2 separate regions of the Mus musculus genome follow, and region 1 is linked to region 2. Evidence: chromatin contacts called from ENCODE Hi-C or POLR2A ChIA-PET data. All regions are on one chromosome and are shown on one strand. Each heading gives the region's core, a stretch centred on a gene start or an enhancer-like site at or near the end of the contact. The rest is flanking DNA. Distances are from core to core; before and after follow the strand shown. Region 1 holds the start of D10Wsu102e (DNA segment, Chr 10, Wayne State University 102, expressed). Region 2 holds the start of Chst11 (carbohydrate sulfotransferase 11).

Region 1 (3,122 bases), core at 433-2,932, 370 kb before region 2:
CTGACAGAGGAGGAGCCAACACTCCTGTCTGTACGTCTATCTCCCCAACCTCTAGTACTGATCTAATAAATACACATTGACAAACAGGGAGGGGGACTAGGCATGGCAGGGCACACTCAAAAGACAGGCAAGTGGATCTCTGTGCTCCAGGCCAGCCAAGGCTATGTCTCAAGCACTAGCTGCTCTTGTTTGATTCCTAGCACCCACATGGGGGCTCAACTGGACTATAATTCCAGTACCAGAGCATTCGACACTTTGTGACCTCTTAAGGCAACAGGGATGCACAACGCACAACTTTAAACAGCACAGTTAGCAAAATGTAGACCTGCAATGAGTCTTTGATTTTAGTTAAGAAATTCAGATATGCTTTAATCCCAACACTTAAGAGGCACAGGCAAGAGTTCGAGGCTTGCCTGATCTACAGAGTAAGTTTCAGAACAATCAGGGCAACACAGAGAATCACTGTCTTGAAACACACACACACACACACACACACACACACAAAAGGTAAGTCAGAAGTCAGAAATAGGGCCCAAAAAGAGGGTTTTATGGACACAGTGCTTGCCTCCCAAATTGGAAGCGCTATTCACTCCCCACATAGTAGGAAGAGAGAATAGCCCCCTCCACATACCAGAGGTACATAATACAGAGAACCAGAAACGGTTATGTAGACTTGGGCAAGTCAGACTGGGCTTTTTTTTTTTTGTAGAATATACTTGCCTAGCTCTCCTACCTAGAAGGTGCTCAATTTAAAAAATTAATTATTCCGAGTTGCACCTTTCCAAACAAACCAACTGCCCAGTCCAAGCAACAAACACTGAAGACTCAAGCCTTTGCCCACTTTTTTTTTTTTTTTTTTTTTTTTTGTATTTTGTTCTTTGTTTATTCGAGACAGGGTTTCTCTGTAGCCCTGGCTGTCCTGGAACTCACTTTGTAGACCAGGCTGGCCTCGAACTCAAAAATACGCCTGCCTCTGCCTCTCCAAATGCTGCCAGGCTGGGCGGTTCCTAATGAACTCTACAAGGACCACCTGGCCTGGACCGGCTTGGCAGGTAGAGGAAAAAAAAAAAAAGAACCACCACCGCCCAGCGCCGGGCTGGCCTAGTCGTACCCCGGACAGACCCCGGCAGCGTCTCGGGCTCCGTGGCATCCCCTCCCAATTAGCGTCCCAGACTCCGCGGTATCTCCGACCTCCGCAGCGTCTCGGACTCTCTCGGTGTCCCATACCCCCGCAGCGTTCCAGGCTCCCCGGCATCCCTAGCCATCGCAGGGTCTCTGGCTCCTCGGCGTCCGCGGCCCCGCAATAACCCGGACCCCCGACTCCCCACAGCGTCTCGAGCTCCTTGGCTTCCCCGGCCCTGCCGCGTCTCGGGCGCCTCAGTGTCCCAGAACCCCGCAGCGTGCCCGGTCCCCGGTAGCATCCCCAACCTCCTGCAGTGTCTCCAGTAGCGTTCCCGGGTCCCGCAGTGTCCCTGACCCAGCAGCGTTCCGTGTCCCTCCAACCCACCCCGCTCTCCACCGTCGCTCACCTCCCGAACCCTCGCTCCCCGCCGTCAGCAGCTCCCTGGACACCGTGACCTGCGAGCAGGCTACAGAAGACGAAGAAACACCAGGACCGGTCCCGCGCTCGCCCTGGAACTCCATGCTTCCAACCCAGCGCCACTGAAAGAAGCCCGGATATAGGAAGGCACGGGGAAGGGGCGGGGTCAAGGCAGCAATTGGCCGAAACTAGGAGGTGGGCGGTGACTTACGGGTGCGTGGCCAGAGCTCGCGCCTAGAGATGAAGTTCAGACCCACGGGAACCGGAAGCGGGGGTGGGGCCGAGGCGGGGTGGAGGATGGGAACAAGGCACCACACTGCGTGGGCGGAGCGCTGCGGATGCACGTGTCAGGCGCCTAGTCTACCCCAGCCCAAGTCTAGCCCTAGTCTCCTCCTTTATTGTTGTTAGAAAAGAATCAACCCGGCTTGGTCAAGCTAAGCAAATGCAAGCATGAAGAAGGTGGTGCGAGGCCTTTGTCGTTATTTCCATTTTTGTTGTTGTTTGGGGAGGTTTCTGTGGTCTTCAGTTTGTAGCAATCCTGCTTTAGTCTTCCAGATGCCATAGAGGTGGGAGCCACCACACCCAGTTTCTTTTCATTTTCTATATTTTATTTTTTGTCATCCTGGCTGGCCCAGGTTGACTTCAAAATCACCATTTTCCAGCTTCCATTTCCGTGTACTTAAATCTACAGCCGCCCATTACCATACTTTGTTGTTTGTTAAAGCCTCACCAAGTTACCCCGGTTGACCTGGTACTCAAAGTCCACCTAGGTCCTAAATAGCCTGGATTTCAGGTCTGGATGACCAGACCCCAGCTTAGTTTACTATTTAACTGTAAACACAAAACCCAGAAGTGTTAAGAATGCTGTTTACGTTGCTATATATACAGCATGCCTTTGGAACACTGTCATGTCAAAATCCTAAAAGGTTGTTCCAGGTGGTAGTTAAAAGGTAGAGCTGTGAGTGAGGCACTGAGTTTGGTCTCCTACAGAAAAACAAATCCTTCATTTCTAAAAAGCTGAAACAAAACCCCTGAATGACAAACCCCATTCCTCCCCTCTTCCTGCCCCTGGGACCCAATGCTCATGGTTTTGTTGAGAACAAGCGAAAGAAACGTATTCCAAGTGCTACCATTTCATTTCCAGACTCCCATTTAATCATAGGGAGAAACTTAATTCACGGTCCCAGTCTCTAGGGAAGCTGGGGACTTCCCTATATCAGAACAGCTTCTGTTGTAAACAGTTGTCTGTGTGAACGCATCTCCTCAGGGACAATGTGTAAGGAGACAGTTATCTGAGTCCAGCCATCTCAGGGACAACTTCTCCATCTTGCTGGCAGGGTCAAGCAAGTTCATGTTCCCAGACCTAGGAACGAACACCTGTCCCAAGTCTACATGTTTTCCTAATTGTCTGTTAACTGGTAGAGAGCAGAGGAATTGCTATTATCTAAATCAAGGTGTGTAAGTTTTAAAAATATATAACTAATTGCCTGGTATGCACTAGTTAACTACATGCAGCTGACCCACTCCTCCCCACCCCCACCCCACCCCACCCCACCCCTGCTTCCTTATCACTCTGAGCTCT
Region 2 (3,194 bases), core at 349-2,848:
TAGCGACTCTGAGGAGTCAAAATATGTCAAGGTGACCCAGTACAGGTCTATTGATCCAGAAGAAATGGGGAAAGGGGTTCCCAAGTCTAAGGCTGGGTGGCCACATACAGAACCGTCTTAGAAAGTCCTACCTGTTGGGCTTCTAAACCATGCAGCACAGCCCGGCCAGAGCACTCCAGGGCGCCCCTCTCTTCTCTAGCACCAAACTTTCCTTCTGGACCCCCGGGATGAGGGGTGCCTAGGCCCTGCCTATCCTGATAGGAGACTTGGTATTTAGCCTAAGCCAGAGAAGACGTGAGGAAGGATTCGTTCCTGTGCTGCAGAAGTCTCTAAATGCTCAGAACCCAAGAAGAAGGGATGAAACTGCACAAAGTATCTCCAAGAGCTTTGATGGTCAAAGTGCAGCCCAAAGGCTCTGGAGTTCCTAGCTGGGGGGTCTGGGGCCAGGAGATGGTAGACCAGGCCCAGGAGCAACAGCTGCAAAGTCACCACCGTGCTGGACCCTGGGGTGTTTTCGCAAAATATCTCCCCCGATGGAGAGAAGAGCAGGGAACCTACCCACTCTGTCCCCACACCTGCTCTGCTGCTGAGCTTGGAACACGTGGTAGCTGGGCTTGGGGCTTCCCAGGCGGCTGCAGGGACTCACTACCCAGCCGGGGCGTGCACCACTCGCCCGGGGGTCCCCAACCAGGAAGAGGCAGCGCTGCCTGGCGCAGAACAGCCGGCTGCCAGCGCCTGCTTCACCTCAGCCCTCAGCAGCAACCCGGACAGAGTTTTGTAGTCTTCCCATCAACCCGGGCAGCTTCCAACAAGCCCTACCTTTCTATGCCACCTAGCCAATAGACAAGACACAAAGAAAAAAAGAAAAGAAAAGAAAAGAAAAAGGAGGCAACAACACGCGCCGCTGTCTCTCCTTGCAGTCTCAACCTCTAGCCTGGAGATGGGAGGAAGAGGAAGCGCACCTTCTCTTCCCATCCCAACTCCGTGACCCGCGGATCCCGGCAGTAAAGAGCCCCGAAGAGGCCGAAGGGAAGAGGTGAGGTTGGAAGAAGCAGAAAGCAGAGCGAGAGAGGAGAAAATATCCAACAAAACCACGCTAACGCGCCCCCTACCTGGGTGCAACATACTTTGGAAATAGAAGATGACCAAGATAAAGGATCCGAAGCAAGTGGCCAGCACCATCCGGCAAATTCTGTTCATCCTCATCACTTCCAGCAGCGCCGGCTTCATGGCTTTGTCCTGGCCGCGGGGACCCGGCTGTCCGGGAGGCGCGTCCCGAGCGCAGAAGCGGGGACCCCGCCGCGGGGGTACCAGCACCGGGGAGGCTCAGAACAGAGCTGGCTGGGCTCCGGAGCTGGCTCCCGCTAGCTTCACCGAGGCTCTCCGAGGCCCCGACTCTGGTCTAGAGGGTGAAAGGCGCAGGAGTTGGTGTGCAAGTGTGAGGATGCGTGGCTCCGGCCGCGCGCTCCTGCCGGTCCGCCTCGCCTCTGCTCGATGCTCCGCCGCCTCCTCTGCTGGCGCCTGCGGCCGCCGCTGCCTCCTCACGGGCCGGGCGACCGGGATGCGAGAAGGAAGGTGCCGCCGCCGCCGTGCACTGGCCTCTGTGACTGTCCAGGCCCCCCTCCCTCCCTCCCTCGCCAAAAGCTACTTCATTGCGCTCCAGTGATCTATATATTCCAGGGCTGGGTTTTACCAAACGCAACTCGCAGCCCCCGGCGAGGGGAGGGCGCCGGCGAGCGGGGAGGGCGGGGCCGCGCCGGGGCGGAGCGTCGCCTCCCCCCGCCCCTACCCGAGACGTGGTCGCGTCCAGCTGTTTCCCGGGGAGTCCGGAGTGCGCAGCACGCTCCCGCAGGGTCCCAAAAGCCCTCAGTCCCTGGGCGGAGCTGGGCCGCTGTCTCGAGGTTGCGTGAACGTTTCCATGACACAACCGGGATGGGGGAAAACCATGAATAAGATGCTGTAGTGCTGCCACCCGTTCTCCGGTGTGGCGAGAAGCAGGTTAGGTGACAGAGGCAAACAGGAGCCCTGCTGACACGCGACCATTTACAATCCCTGGGCGGTTTAGCAGGGGAAGTTGCCCCACGCTCCCCTAAGAGCGGATGCCCTTCTCATACTGATCAAAAACTGGGCAGTTCCGTTTTTCTTTCAAAGGACAGCTCAGCTTGAGGGCTGCTTTTGCAAAGAGGTTAAAGAGAGCGGACTTAAAGTCAAGGTTAGGGAAACTGTTCCGGCATCCCAGGATCTGGTGACTGCCGCTGCTAGCCTTTCTGACACGTGCCCTCACCCGCACCCCTCGGGGCAAAGCGGGTTTGTAGCTTTTAAAACTGTTTCACCAAAAGGTACAGCTTTCTGTAATTTATTCGAAGTGTATGAGAATCAGTCGGACGGATGTGAAAAGACGCCCCTAAAAGTCCAACAAAGTGTTGGGAGTGGAGGCTGGGAGGGGGAGATCCAAGCCAGCTTAGCCTTGGCAGGTAGAGAGAAAGATGGCGCTGCTTACCTGCATTGTGTAAAATGTTGTTAAATGCTCAGCTCCATGCATTTGGGTGGCCAAGGATCAATAAGGTGGACGCGGGTCAATGATAAGGAGATCACTTTTATGCCAGGAAAGCAGGGTTATTGTAAAGCCTGACCTTTCTACTTTACCATTAAATGCATTTACAGAATGCTGGATTCCATAAGACATTGTACCTTTGAATGTGTCTCTTCACAGGGGCACTGATAAATTCTTGTCGAATCTGAATGTAATGGGCCTTATCCTCCCCTCACATTTGACAGACTCACAAGTTGCTTTCTGATACATGTATCCAGAAACGCCTCCAAACCTCCTCTTCCTTCTCCTGAAGTTTTCCCTTCAGCAGAGAAAGTCCGCAGGCTTCCTGTGATTCAGACAAGAGTCAATTACAGGGAGATATTTATGTAGCCAGTATTATTTTGCTGCTCCTTTATGAATGAGTTGCTTGCTGAGGTGGCCGAGATATACATGCTCCAATACAAGCCACTCCCCAGGGAGTCCCCACATGATGTGAGTAGGCACTGCTGTATAGTCTCCTCCTAGTGCACTGGGTGGGAGGATGGACCCCTTGTAGGGGCATATCCCCCAGAGGGCCTGCAGGGCTGCTCATTACAGGCGTGCCATTATCTTCTTTAACCAAAGCACGATGAAGAGGGATTTGCATGCCTTTCATTCCATC

The links. Hi-C counts contacts between places; a loop is a spot of excess contacts on that map. ChIA-PET counts read pairs that join two places held with the same protein, here RNA polymerase II (POLR2A).
Region 1: a loop to region 2 is called in a map of heart, with 2.2 times the contacts of the local background. The contact joins the promoter of D10Wsu102e here to the promoter of Chst11 in region 2. A Hi-C loop is called at or near these places in 1 of 37 maps with a recorded cell type or tissue (heart). POLR2A ChIA-PET finds 5 or more read pairs at or near these places in 1 of 5 experiments (Patski).

The regions. Positions count from the first base shown.
Region 1 is chr10:83,358,781-83,361,902 of GRCm38, reverse strand. It overlaps D10Wsu102e (DNA segment, Chr 10, Wayne State University 102, expressed), which reads right to left and starts at 1,682. Exons shown (of 4, transcript NM_026579.3): 1 at 1,530-1,682. The coding sequence starts at 1,644.
Region 2 is chr10:82,983,901-82,987,094 of GRCm38, reverse strand. Chst11 (carbohydrate sulfotransferase 11) reads right to left here and starts at 1,598. Exons shown (of 3, transcript NM_021439.2): 1 at 1,113-1,598. The coding sequence starts at 1,230.